Linked DNA regions of Homo sapiens: region 2 is linked to region 1. The links are chromatin contacts, found by Hi-C or POLR2A ChIA-PET in ENCODE. All regions are on one chromosome and are shown on one strand. Each heading gives the region's core, a stretch centred on a gene start or an enhancer-like site at or near the end of the contact. The rest is flanking DNA. Distances are from core to core; before and after follow the strand shown. Region 1 holds the start of SLC16A14 (solute carrier family 16 member 14). Region 2 overlaps SP140 (SP140 nuclear body protein).

Region 1 (7,375 bases), core at 76-2,575:
GGTGGCGTGTGCCTGTAGTCCCAGCTACTCAGGAGGCTGAGGTGGGAGGATCACCTGAGCCCAGGAGGTTGAGGCTGCAATGAGCTGTGATCATGCTACTGCACTCCAGCTTGGGTGACCGAGGAAGGCAATGTGAAATACATGTGAATTTTTTTTCAAAGAAACGAAAAAGAAGGAAGAAAAGAAAAAGGAAAAGAAGAAAGAAGGAAATCTGTGGTAGGCAGAATAATGGTCTCCCAAAGATGTCCACATCCTAATCCCTGGAACATGTGAATTTGTTACCTTACATGGCAAGAGGGGAATTAAGGTTGCAGATGGAATTAAGGTTGCTAATCAGCTGACCTTAAAATAGAGAGATTATCTGGATTATCTCATTGGACTCAATGTAATCCCCAGGGTCCTTAAAAGTGGACAGGGGTGGGGGCAGAAAAGGGGAGACAAGGCAATGTGAGTATGGAAAGAAGACAAAATGACGCAGCAGTGCTGGCTTTGAAGATGGAGGAAGAGCCACCAGCCAAGGAATGTGGGCGGCCTGCAGAAGCTGGTGGCTCTCCCCTACAGCCACGAGAAGGAACACAGCCTTCAAGGTGGCCAACACCATGATCTCAGCCTAGTATGACCCATTTCAAACTTCCGACCTCCAGAACTGTAAAATAGTGAATTTGTGTGGTTTTCCTCTGCTATTACTGTGGCAGTTTATCACAACAGCAGCAGAGAATTACTGCAAAACCTTCAGGCGGGAAAAAACAGCACAGGCTTCATCGACTCACACATTCACTTCAATAATACAGAAAACTGTCCAAGGCAAAGCACTATGTTGTGTGCCCTGCTGGGAATGAGGTAGGGAGGTATTGAGATGAAAGTTGTGCCTGGTGCCCACGAAGGTAGGTAATGGACGTGCAGAAAGAGCAGGGAGAGGTGGGACCCAGGGTGGAAACAAGAATGAGGGACTGGCCGGTCACGGTGGCTCAGCTTGTGATCCCAGCACTTTGGAGGCCAAGGCCAGAGGATTCCTTGAGTCCAAGTGTTCGAGACCAGCCTGGCAATATAGTGAAACCCGTGTCTCTAAAAGAGAGAGAATAAGGGACTTTGAGTCCTCTTTGGCCAAAAATATTTCAGTGAGGGTCTGTTTCATCCCTTCTCTCCCATCTCAGAGAAATGGAGGCTACTGCTAGTCTCACTTGCATCCTGGATTAGATTTCAGGACCTTTCCGCCAGTGATAAATGTGCAGCGCCTTAGCGGAACCTCAGCCAAAGCTATAAACTTCAACCGGCCACAAGAGTGTGCATGTGAGGTGACTGCATTTTTTTTCCCTGCCAAACCAGAATTAGCCGGTATAGGAATGAACGAGCATGAAGATTTGAAATTGCTCCGATTGGAAGGAAGCCCAGGTTAGGTTTGGGCACCTCCAAACGCACCCGTTTTAAAGCCACCTGGACTGAGGCGTCGAGCTTTCAGCTCCACCAAACGCTCACCTGGCCTGGCAGCGAGCGGCGGAAGAGCCCGGGAGCCCCTCACAGAGCGCACCGAGCCGGGCGGAGAGCTGAGCCGCAGGCACCCGCGTCTCCAGGATGATAGGCGACATTGCAACAAATCTCTACACCCAGCAGCTCAGGGGGCTCCAAGCAGAGCAGCAAGTTCGAGGATCCGGGCGTGGAGCCGAGTGAGGCCGCAGCCCAGCGGGCCTCGGGCGGTGAGTATCCGAGGCCGCGCGCGCCGCGGGCCTGGGGAATGGAGCGACGCCGGGGGCATCGGAGCCTAGGTTTCAGATGGCCGCTGCACCCCCAGGGACCCCCGGGAAGGGGCAGCCCCAGCCCAAGGCAGGCTCGGGAAAGGCTGCCCGGGCGGTGGAGGGCGAGACTGTGCCGGGGCAGGTGGTAGTGCCAAGGCCGCCGCGGGGGCTTGGGAGCTGCGGGCGGGCAGGGTAACCGGCGGTTCAGGGCAGACCGCCAGGCGGAGCTTGGGGACGCGCGCCTTGCTGCTCAAGCTGGCCGGGGCCCCGCGAGCGTCATCCTGGGCACCCCCGTCCGGCTGGAGAAGCGCGTTCTGCCCGGAGCCCAGCCTCGCTGCCCGGCTGCTCTCTAGGCCCGTTTGGGACTCGAACTGGACAGTGATGAGGCGCAGAGCGGGGGACCCGGGGCTGCGCCTAGGGACTTCGCGGGGTGCGGATGCCTCTCTGCACAGGCTGTGGTGCTGCAGCCGGCCCAGCTTCCCCGGTGGGCTGCTGGCTTCCGAACGCGCCGAGGGATGCGGGGTGCCCGAAGTGGGGATGTGGTCTCGGGGTGCCAAGGGAGCGGGAGCACCGAGCGCGGGTGGGGGCGGGCGCTCGAAGGGTGGGGCGCGAGGCCGGACCCCGCGGGCACGATCCCGCACCCAGGGCGCGCAGAGGCTGGGCCCCCTTAGCGCTTCCGATTGAGGCTCCTCAAGAGAGGCTGAAATGGGGTGAGAGACCGGGGACGGCCATTTCGGGGCTAAACGCTGCCAAGGCCATGACGATGTTTTAGGAGCTGAACTCTGCTTTCCAATTAAGCCATTTTCTTTCTGAGGAAAAGTTGATTCGGGCTCATTAACAAGGATGACTGAGGGCCATTATTGGGGCTTAGAGAGATTCTCCTTTGCCTTGTCTGGCTTCTTTGTTTGCATGTGCGTGCGTGTGCGGCTGTGTGTGTGTGTGTGAGAGAGAGAGAGAGAGAGAGAGAGAGAGAGAGAGAGAAGAGAGGGGAGAGAGGCAGTGTTGGGGGTGGGAGGAGGTAAAACAGGCTTGGGATCCTGCAGGCCTGGGTTCCGATTTGGTTTCCACAGCCTGCTAGTTTAACCTTTCTAAGCTTCATTGCTCCCATTTGATGGCTCAGATTCTTCCTCTGTAAAATGCGGACATTCATGCCAATTGGACTGGAGGAGAAGCCACCAAGCACAGTCCCTGACCCAGAGCGAAGCATGTATGTGTTGAGTCCTCCTAATTCGGTGTGAATTTTTCGGTTCTGTTTTTCTCCTATGCTGTCTGCACCAGCTCAGCTCAGCTCCGCTCCCCAGCCTTCTCCGCGGCAGCCTCTTCAGCCTGCTGGCCGCAAGTGCGCCCTCTAAAGGCCCCAAATGCCCTGTACACACCAGGTGAAGAGCGCGGAAGCGCCTGCAGAGCAGAATTAAAGGTGAAGCCCGCACTCACCTGCGTGGGATGCAGAGCCGCTACCACCACGCTCTGCGTAGCTTTGGGGAAGACTGTAATTTCAATTTTAGCTTCGTGCTTCCCGCTTTCCTTATGTGTAATGAGCTCACCACATGCAATGTAATAACAATAGCCAAATTAAAAATGAATGACTTGGCCCAGCGCGGTGGCTCATGCCTGTAATCCCAGCATTTTGGGAGGCCGAGGCGGGTGGATCATCTGAGGTCAGAGTTTCGAGACCAGCCTGGCTAACATGGCGAAACCCCTTCTCTACTAAAGATACTAAAGATGCAGTGGCACACACCTGTAGTCCCAGCTACTCGGGAGGCTGAGGCAGGAGAATCGCTTGAACTCGGGAGGCGGAAGTTGCAGTGAGCCGAGATCTCACCAGTGCACTCCAGCCTGGGCGACAAAGCCATACTCTGTCAAAAAAAAAAAAAAAATGACTTGCTTGTAAAACTTTCTACGCTGCTGTAGAAAATTTAATTTTGTTCTAATATCTGAAACACCCTAGAAGGATCTGTTATTTTCATTTCTGCCTATTATCACGTAAATATGTAGCTGACCCAGTTTCATAGCCTATATATGTTACCCCCCATTTACAATTTCTTTTTCATCGTCTATGAACTCATTTGGGGAGAATGGAAGGCTGACTATTGCTCCCGTAATCTTCCCATTTTCTTATTTCACCCTCTTCATAACGAAGCCCTAATATTTTTTGTCAAGCTTCCAATAGCAAGCTTGCTTAGAGTGGGTTACCTTTTACTTTTTTTTTTTCTTGAGGTAGTCTCGTTCTATCATCCAGGCTAGAGTGCAGTGGCACCATCTCAGCTCACTGCAACCTCCATCTCCCAGGTTCAAGCAATTCTGCTGCCTCAGCCTCCTGCATAGCTGTGAGTATAGGTGCGCACCACCACACTGGCTAATTTTTGTATTTTTAGCAGAGAAGGGATTTCACCATGTTGGCCAGGCTGGTCTCAGACTCCCGACCTCAAGTGATCCATCCCCCTCAGCCTCCCAAAGTGCTGGGATTACAGGCATGAGCCACCGTGTTCTGCCACATTTTACATATTAATCCTTAGCAGAAGCCCCACATTCACTGCCTCAGGGTGCCACATGCATATCGTCATTTTACATGTATGTCAGGATGTAGAAAATGTAAGGGAGCTTGAAGGCCCTATGGTGGTCAAAGACATGGAGCCTAGGGGTACAGATACACCCTCTAAGTTCTCCCTCTCCAGGTGTGGAGTAGGATTATAATACTAAAATTATTCTTATATCTTATATAAATACATATATAATTATACATGTATATAATTATATGAATGCTACAAGCAATCTTGGAGTTGGAGGGATAAACATTTGTTTTTCTGTTGTCTTTTGTTTTCATTAACTAGTTGGTCTAGAAGTTAACCATGAGTAGTCAAAACAGTAATTACTTTTGGAGAGATTTAAGTGTGAAATACAACTGACTCCATTGCTCAGCAGATCTATAGGGGCCTCCTGAGGATCCAAAAGAACTTTTTGGGCCAGGCATGCTGGCTCACGCCTGTAATCCCAGCACTTTGAGAGGCCAAGGCAGGTGGATCACTTGAGGTTAGGAGTTCCAGACCCGCCTGACCAACATGGTGAAACTCCATCTCTACAAAAATACAAAAATTATCTGGCATGGTGGTGCACACCTGAAGTCCCAGCTACTCAGGAGGCTGAGACAGGAGAATCGCTTAAACCTGGAAGGTAGAGGTTGCAATGAGCCGAGATCATGCCACTGCACTCCAGCCTGGACAACAGAGTAAGACTCCATCTCAAAAAAAAAAAGAACTTTTTTACTATATTCTACATGCACCCTTGTGCCTCATGAATAAAATTTGTCCATTAAATGCTATTCAGTGTCACTTATTTATGAACAAACTGGAAATATCAAGAGCAGTTTGTTGGCACCTACATCTCTTCACCCATAAATAATTCAGTAAGAATATAAAGTTCTTATCATTGATTTAGAAAAGTGCTTAATATTTCAACACACGGGCTGAAAAACTATAACTTTTTCCTGTTGTTGTTTGTTTGTTTTGAGATGGAGTTTCACTCTTGTTGCCCAGGCTGGAGTGCAATGGTGCGATCTCGGCTCACTGCAACCTCTGCTTCCCAGGTGCAAGAGATTCTCCTGCTTCAGCCTCCCGAGTAGCTGGGATTACAGGCATGCGCCACCACACCCGGCTAATTTTGTAGTTTTAGTAGAGACAGGGTTTCTCCATGTTGGTCAGGCTGGTCTCACACTCCCGACCTCAGGTGATCCGCCTACCTCGGCCTCCCAAAGTGCTGGGATTACAGGCATAAGCCACCACGCCCGGCCTAAAAAACTCTAACTTTTAAATTTGTATTACTTCAAAGCCTTCCTTGGTTGTAAATGAACTTCAGGAAAATGCCATGTATTGTTGTTTCATCACATTAAACATAGCTGAGCATTTTCCCATGGACAGCAAAATGACATTTTTATGAGCTATTCACACCTTGTGTCAAGCTGCCTGGTTCTCCTGTTTCTGGCTCCTCAGGATTCTGCACACAACAGAGGCAGAGGGAAGACACTCACCAACCATCCCTTCTGAACCCTCTCTGGGCTCATCCACTGGCCCTTTGACAATGCAGCTCTGCACTGCGCTGTAAGCTTTGGAGAGCAAGGGCTGCCCCATCCCTTTCTAGCCCCAAGCAGGCTCAGACATTGGGAAGGGGACAGATACATGCATACACAGACACACACACACACACATACACACACACACACACACACACACAGACAAGGCTGAAACCCAAGACATACTGGAAGACTTCCCAATAGAGGTCATCTTGTTTTGTTTTCTCTTTTACAAGTCAGCCACTAATTTACCTGGAGGTAAGAGGCTGATCCAGACAATATTTTAAAGGTAGCTTTTATTTTCTTATAATACAGGTAATATATATCTATTGAGGAACTTTTTTTTTTTTTTTGAGACAGGGTCTCACTTTGTCTCCCAGGCTGGAGTGCAGTGGCATGATCACAACTCACTGCAGCCTGAACCTCCCAGGCTCAAGCAATTCTCCCACCTCTGCCTCCAGGTAGCTGGGACCACAAGTATGCGCCACCACATGTGCCTGGCTAATTTTTATTTACGGAGATGAGGTCTCACTGTTGTCCAGGCTGGTCTTAAACTCCTGAGCTCAAGTAATCCTCCTACCTCAGCCTCCCAGATTGCTGGGATTACAGGCATGAGCCACCACACCTGGCATATTGAGGAAATTTCTCACCACTAAGATAGTAGAAAGAAGCGGGAAATTACTGGTAAGACCATCATTCAAAGAATAATCTCCATCAACATTTTTCTTTGTTTTGCTCCAGTCTTTTTTCCTATGGATACATGTCTTAGTAGAAATAACAAAGAGATTATTACATATGTCAAAAATAAAGCTGTCTAGGGCTCTTTGAAAATGTACAGGGTCACGCTAAAGTGTGAACTTTATTATTGATGAGAGACCTACATTGTCTAGCTATGCTACAATCAATTGATTTAACAAGTATTCTGATGTTAGATAGTAAAGATGTTTTCAGGGTCTTTTTTCACTGTTTCAGGGTTTCACTATTATAAATTAACTGAATCTTGAAGGATCAACAGAAGAGGTGAGGAGGCTGGAAGGAGAGAGGAGGGGAAGGAGAGAAAATCACACATAATAGCTGGGAGAAGGTGCTGAAGGGACTCCATCCTAATGATAATTCGAAGGGCTGAAGAAATTGGCTTTTTTTTTTTTTTTTTTTTTTTGAGACAGAGTTTCGCTCTTTAACCCAGGCTGGAGTGCAGTGACGTGATCTCACCTCACTACTGCAACCTTCACCCCCACAGCTTCAAACAATTCTCCTACCTCAGCCTCCCAAGTAGCTGGGATTTTAGGCACCTGCCACCATGCCCAACTAATTTTTCTATTTTTAGTAGAGACGGGGTTTACCATGTTGGCCAGGCTGGTCTCGAGCTCCTGACCTCAGGTGATCCACACACCTCAGCCTCCCAAAGTGCTGGGATTACAGGCTTGAACCACTGCGCCGGCCTGGAAATTGGCTTCTGAGATAAACATTTTATCACTCCCAGCAATCTGGATAATGGGAGGTAGCCAGATGTGTGAAGGAGGAAGGACCCAGGCCAAGAGCAGCACTGCACATAGGTGCTGTAGTGGCTGAGGAC
Region 2 (6,766 bases), core at 3,646-6,145, 190 kb before region 1:
TATCAAGCACTCTCTCAGACCACAGTAGAATAAGACTGGAAATCAACTCCAAAAGGCACCTCCAAAACCATGCAAATACATGAAAATTAAATAACCTGCTCCTGAATGAGCATTGGGTCAAAAACGAAATCAAGATGGAAATTAAAAAATTATTCAAGCTGAATGACAGTAATTCTTCAAACTGAATGACAATCAAAACCTCTGGGATAGAGCAAAGGCGGTGCTAAGAGGAAAGTTCATGGCCCTGAACACCTACATCAGAAAGACTGAAAGAGCACAAACTGACAATCTAAGGTCACATCTGAAGGAACTAGAGAAACAAGAACAAACCAAAACCAAACCCAAACCCAGCAGAAGAAAGGAAATAACAAAGATCAGAGCAGAACTAAATGAAATTGAAATAAAAAAAATACAAACGATAAATGAAACAAAAGCTGGTTCTTCGAAAAGGTAAATAAAATGGATAGACCATTGGCAAGATTAACCAAGAGGAGAGAAAACCCGAATAACGTCACTGAGAAATGAAACAGGAAATACTACAACTGACACCAGTGAAATACAAAAGATCATTCAAGGTTACTATGAATACCTTTATGTACATAAACTAGAAAACATAGAAGAGATGGATAAATTCCTGCAAAAATACAACCCTCCTAGTGTAAATCAGGAAGAATTAGATACCTTGAACAGACCAGTAACAAGCAGCAAGACTGAAATGGTAATTTAAACATTACCAACAAAAAAAAGTTCAGGATCAGACGGATTCACAGCAGAATGCTACCAGACAGTCAAAGAATTGGTACCAATCCTTTTGACACTATTCCACAAGATAGAGAAAGAAGGAACCCTCCCTAATTCATTCTGTGAAGCCAGCATCACCCTAATACCAACACCAGGAAAGGACATAGCCAAAAAAGAAAACTACAGACTGGTATCCTTGATGAACATAGATGCTAAAATCCTTAACAAAATACTTGCCAACTGAATCCAACAACATATCAAAAAGATAATCCACGACGATGAAGTAGGTTTCATACCAGGGATGCAGGGATGGCTTAACATATGCAAGTCAATAAATATGATACACCACATAAACAGAATTAAAAACAAAAATCACATGATCATTTCAATAGATGCAGAAAAAGCATTCAACAAAATCCAGCATCTCCTTATGATTAAAACTCTCAGCAAAATCAGCATACAAGAGACATACCTTAAGGTAATAAAAGCCACCTATGACAAACCCATAGCCAACATAATACTGAATGGGGAAATGTTGAAAGCTTTCCCTCTGAGAACTGAAACAAGACAAGGATGCCCACTCTCGCCACTCCTCTTCAACATAGTACTGGAAGTCCTAGCCAGAGCAATCAGACAAGAGAAAGAAATAAAGAGCATCCAAATTGGTAAATAGGAAGTCAAATTCTCACTGTTTGCTGATGATATGACTGTATACCTTGAAAACCCTAAGGACTCCCCCAGAAAGCTCCTAGAACTGATAAAAGAATTCAGCAAACTTTCTGGATACACGATTAATGTACACAAATCAGTAGCTTTTCTATATACCAACAGTGACCAAGCAGAGAATCAAATCAAGAACTCAACCCCTTTTACAATAGCTGCAAAACAACAACAACAACAACAACAAAAACTTAGGAATATACCTAACCAGGGAGTCGAAAGACCTCTACAAGGAAAACTACAAAACATTGCTGAAAGAAATCATAGACAACCTGAACAAATGAAAATACATCCCATGCTTCATGGATGGGTAGAATCAATATTGTGAAAATGATCATACCGCCAAAAGCAATCACAAATTCAATGCAATCCCCATCAAAATACCACCATCTTCTTCACAGAATTAGAAAAAACACCTCTAAAATTCATATGGAACCAAAAAGGAGCCCACAAAGCCAAAGCAAGACTAAGCAAAAAGAACAAATCTGGAGGCATCACACGACATGATTTCAAACTATACTATAAGGCCATAGTCACCAAAACAGAGTGGTACTGGTACAAAAATAGACGTAGACCAATGAAACAGAACAGAGAACCCAGAAGTAAACCCAAATACTTACAGCCAACTGATCTTTGACAAAGCAAACAAACCATAAAGTGGGGAAAGGACACCCTATTCAACAAATGGTGCTGGGATAATTGGCAAGCCACATGTAGGAGAATGAAACTGGATCCTCATCTCTCACCTTATACAAAAATCAACTCAAGATGGATCAAGGACTTAAATCTAAGGCCTGAAACTATAAAAATTCTGGAAGATAACATCAGAAAAACCCTTCTAAACATTGGCTTAGGCAAGGCCTTCATGACCAAGAACCCAAAAGCAAATGAAAGAAAAACAAAGATAAATAGCTGGGACTTAATTAAACCTAAGAGCTTTTGCACAGCAAAAGGAACAGTCAGCAGAGTAAACAGACAACCCACAGAGTGGGAGAAAATCTTCACAATCTATACATCTGACAAAAGACTAATATCCATAATCTACAATGAACTTAAACAAATCAGTAAGAAAAAAACAAACAATCCCATCAAAAAGTGGGCTAAGGACATGAATAGACAGTTCGTAAAAGAAGATATACAAATGGCCAATGAACATATGAAAAAATTGCTCAACATCACCAATGATCAGGGAAATGCAAATCAAAACCACAATGCGATACCACCTCACTCCTTAAGAATGGCCATAATCAAAAAATCAAAAACAGTAGATGCTGGCATGGATGCAGTGAATAGGGAACACTTCTACACTGCTGATGGGAATGTAAACTAGTACAGCTGCTATGGAAAACAGTGTAGAGATTCCTTAAAGAACTAAAAATAGAACTACCATTTGATCCAGCAATCCCACTACTGGGTATCTATCCAGAGGAAAAGAAGTCATTATTCGAAAAAGATACTTGCACATGCATGTTTATAGCAGTACAATTCACAATTGCAAAATTGTGGAACCAACCCAAATGCCCACCAATTAACAAGTGGATAAAGAAACTGTGGTATATATGTATGTATGTGGTATATATATATATATATATATATATGATGGAATACTACGCAGCCATAAAAAGGAATGAATTAACAGCATTTGCAGTGACCTGGATGAGATTGGAGACTATTTTTTTTTTTGAGATGGAGTCTCGTTCTGTCACCCAGGCTGGAGTGCAGTGGTGTGATCTCAGCTCATTACCACCTCCACCTCCCGGGTTCAAGCAATTCTCCTGCCTCAGCCCCTGCTAGTAGCTGGGATTACAGGCACACACTACCATGCCTGACTAATTTTTGTATTTTTTTTTTTTTAGCGGAGGCGGGGTTTTGCCATGTTGGCCAGGTTGGTCTCAAACTCCTGACCTCAGGTGATCCATCCATCTCAGCCTCCCAAAGTGCTGGGACTACAGGCGTGAGCCACCGTGCCCGGCTTGGAGACTATCATCCTAAGTGAAGTAACTCAGGAAAGGAAAACCAAACACTGTATGTTCTCACTGATACGTGGGAGCTAAGCTATGAGGACGCAAAGGTGTAAGAATGATGCAATGGACTTTGGGGACTTGGAGGGAAGAGTGGGAGGGGTGCGAGGGATAGAAGACTACAAATATGGTGCAGCGTATACTGCTCAGGTGATGGGTGCACCAAAATCTCACAAATCACCACTAAAGAACTTACCCATGTAACCAGATACAACCTGTACCCCAATAACTTACGGAAAAATAAAAATAAATAAATAAATAAATAAACAAACAGGCCATGCTCTAGGGGTATCACTTCAAAACGTGACAGACATCAAAGAGCCATTGCTAGTAGCCACATCTCATCCTAGTTGCCTCAAAGCAATTGCAGGTGACTGCATTAGTCCATGGTTCTGGAGATTTTGTACTTGGATCAACTTTAACTCTGTTCCCGTTTAGAAAAAAAAAAAAGTGCAGCTTGCTGCACTCATTTAATTTTACGTAAACACATTCTTTGAGGCTGAAGCAAACATGATTGATTTTCAATGTGAAAATAAAATATATAAACTGTTCTTGGAGTTATTTCTAAACAGAACCATATCAGAATCATCTATTTTAAAAATATATGATTCATCAAATGAATCTTCGGCCAACAATTGTTCAGTAACAATGTTAACAGCACATGTGGGAAAGCCACGTTTTCCAGGATTTGACATTTTCAGTGATCAACAATTACTGTATTTTGTAAATGGAAATACCACTACTAAAACCAGAATGCTATAATTAGAAGAATGTCTTTTGTTTCCAAAGTCAATATATTAGAGTGATGTGAAAATAATAATAAAAGCAAGATATTTCATGGCAAATTTACTTGGGATAAACGCTGCAGCCACAAGGGTGGCTGGTGAGTATTCTTGGAGCAAAAGGGAATAAATAGGATAGTATTGCAAGCAGCACAATTCTGCTGCTAATTAAAAACTTTCAACAGTTGTCTGCCATTCCATTAACGTATTGTAAAACATCATTACTTTTTCTTATGTCATCCTTTGCAAGGATAACACTCTCAATCTAGCAACTCTATAACTCCTACTCAGTGAAGGGGAATCCTAGGATTTTGTTTCCAGGGTCCTCTTCCAGAAAAGACATCTTGGATGGGGAAAATACTTGATGGTGCCTCCTGCAGCTTTAGATGAGAGATTTCCTAAAGGGGAAACTGATAATTGAAAGTTGCTACACTTCTAGGAAAACTCATTATTGTTTGGCCATATGGTCAATAACAACCAGAATCATCCCAATTAATCAACAATAGCTTCTGGCCAGTACACAGGCCTCTGAAAGCCAGCCAACCATTGACTTCCCCATGCTTCTGAAAGTCAGACAGTCAGTAACAGCCACACTCCAGTGACCCTGCTTTCACTAAAGGTCAGCTAACCACTAACAAATCTCACTTTTGAAGGCCGCCAGTCACCGAGATCCACACTTCCACAAACGTTCTCTGTTCAGAGAAACTGACCCACAAGCACAACTATCCCTTAACTGAACAATAAATTCAGCCTTTCGTTTGATATTAAGTGGTGGCCCCTTATTTTTTCTTTTTTTCTTCTGAGATGGAATCTTGCTCTGTCACCAGGCTGGAGTGCAGTGATGTGATCTCAGCTGACTGCAACCTCCACATCCCGGGTTCAAGCAACTCTCTTGTTTCAGCCTCCCGAGTAGCTGGGACTACAGGTGTGCTCGACCACAACCAGCTAATTTTTGTATTTTTAGTAGAGATGGGGTTTTGCCATGTTGGCCCGGCTGGCCTTGAACTCCTGACCTCAAGTGATCCACCTGCCTTGGCCTCCCAAATTGCTGGGATTACAGGGGTGACCCACTGCACCCAGCCTAAGTGATAGCCCCTTCTACTAGTGATATCTTTTTATTACTCTATGACGGCATCTATGGTTCTTTTCGGCTTTCTGGACTTTCTCTTCTTAACATCTCCTCTCCCTTACTGTCTCTTCCTCCTTCAGTGATGTGCTACATATACTTTTCATATTGCCTCTCTGTTTCTCTTTTCTGGCTCTATTTTTCTGGATATCTCCTATCTCGTATCGTAGATTACATTCAAGTATTTTCCAACTCTTGATAATGTTTCCTTATCTCTCCCTAATCTTTCTTTATTTGTTAGATAAAAGTCTCTTTCCATTGAACCCTGGTAGAGTCTCTTGGATTCCTAAAAACCCTTTGGGCATCCACATTGGACTCAGACTATGAGACCCCACCCCAACCCATGCCCACCTCATAGAACTGAAAGCCTGTAAGGAGTCATCCAGGACACTGGTCTCTGCTCTTTCTTTTTTCTTGGGTCTTATCAAACACCCGTGTCACATGCATTTCTGTGTTTCTGGCTCCTTAAAACAGCAATAACAGCACCTTCCCTATCTAAGTCTTGAGGTTTTTGTGAGTAAAATTATAACACCTATCAGAGTACTCTGAAAAACCACTGCATGATCCAATGACATAATGGAAAGTACTGGTCAAAAATACCATTTAGTCTCACAAATAGTTGATCTAAGTTCTGCCAATTAGATGGTAGAATACCATTACACTGAAGGCTTTGTCAAGTTTGTGAAAAAATCATAAAAAAGTATCTACCAGCAGAGGAATGATACCCTTTTTTATTTCCATAGAGGGAGTGAGAATAGAAATTTTTTTTATTATACTTTAAGTTTTAGGGTACATGTGCACAACGTGCAGGTTTGTTACATATGTATACATGTGCTGTGTTGGTGTGCTGCACCCATTAACTCATCATTTACGTTAGGTATATCTCCTAATGCTATCCCTCCCCCCTCCCCCACCCCACAATAGGCCCTGGTGTGTGATATCCCCCTTCTTGTGTCCAAGTGTTCTCATTGTTCAATTCCCACCTATGAGTGAGAACATGCAGTGTTTGGTTTTTTGTCCTTGTGATAGTTTGCTGAGAATGATGGTTTCCAGCTTCATCCATGTCCCTACAAAGGACATGGACTCATCATTTTTTATGGCTGCATAGTATTCCATGGTGTATATGTGCCACATTTTCTTAATCCAGTCTATCATTGTTGGACATTTGGGTTGGTTCCAAGTCTTTGCTATTGTGAATAGTGCCACAATAAACATACGTGTGCATGTGTCTTTATAGCAGCATGATTTATAATCCTTTGGGTATATACCCAGTAATGGGATGGCTGAGTCAAATGGTATTTCTAGTTCTAGATCCCTGAGGAATCACCACACTGACTTCCACAATGGTTGAACTAGTTTACAGTCCCACCAACAGT

What was found. A loop is a pair of places that touch in the nucleus more often than their neighbours do. ChIA-PET counts read pairs that join two places held with the same protein, here RNA polymerase II (POLR2A). Pooled maps may share reads with other maps.
Region 2: a loop to region 1 is called in a map of B cell, with 4 times the contacts of the local background. The contact joins the enhancer-like site here to the promoter of SLC16A14 in region 1. A Hi-C loop is called at or near these places in 1 of 168 maps with a recorded cell type or tissue (B cell), 2 of 37 single-sample maps with no recorded cell type and 7 of 50 pooled maps. POLR2A ChIA-PET finds 5 or more read pairs at or near these places in 1 of 52 experiments (OCI-LY7).

The regions. Positions count from the first base shown.
Region 1 is chr2:230,062,874-230,070,248 of GRCh38, reverse strand. It overlaps SLC16A14 (solute carrier family 16 member 14), which reads left to right and starts at 1,325. Exons shown (of 5, transcript NM_152527.5): 1 at 1,325-1,694. It overlaps LOC107985995 (a long non-coding RNA gene), which reads right to left and starts at 3,510. Exons shown (of 6, transcript XR_001739918.2): 1 at 3,472-3,510. RefSeq lists enhancers at 1,262-1,321, 1,332-1,451, 1,847-2,617 and silencers at 1,682-1,951, 2,222-2,471.
Region 2 is chr2:230,256,065-230,262,830 of GRCh38, reverse strand. The region is part of intron 12 of SP140 (SP140 nuclear body protein); the gene reads right to left. Among named protein-coding and RNA genes, the nearest start is that of SP140, 34 kb to the right of the region's middle. RefSeq lists an enhancer at 4,971-5,040. Within about 2 kb of position 4,895, at least 2 of the 41 ENCODE cell types and tissues checked have a DNase peak (open chromatin) inside an H3K27ac peak, as active enhancers do; they include B cell, where a contact is called at or near this core.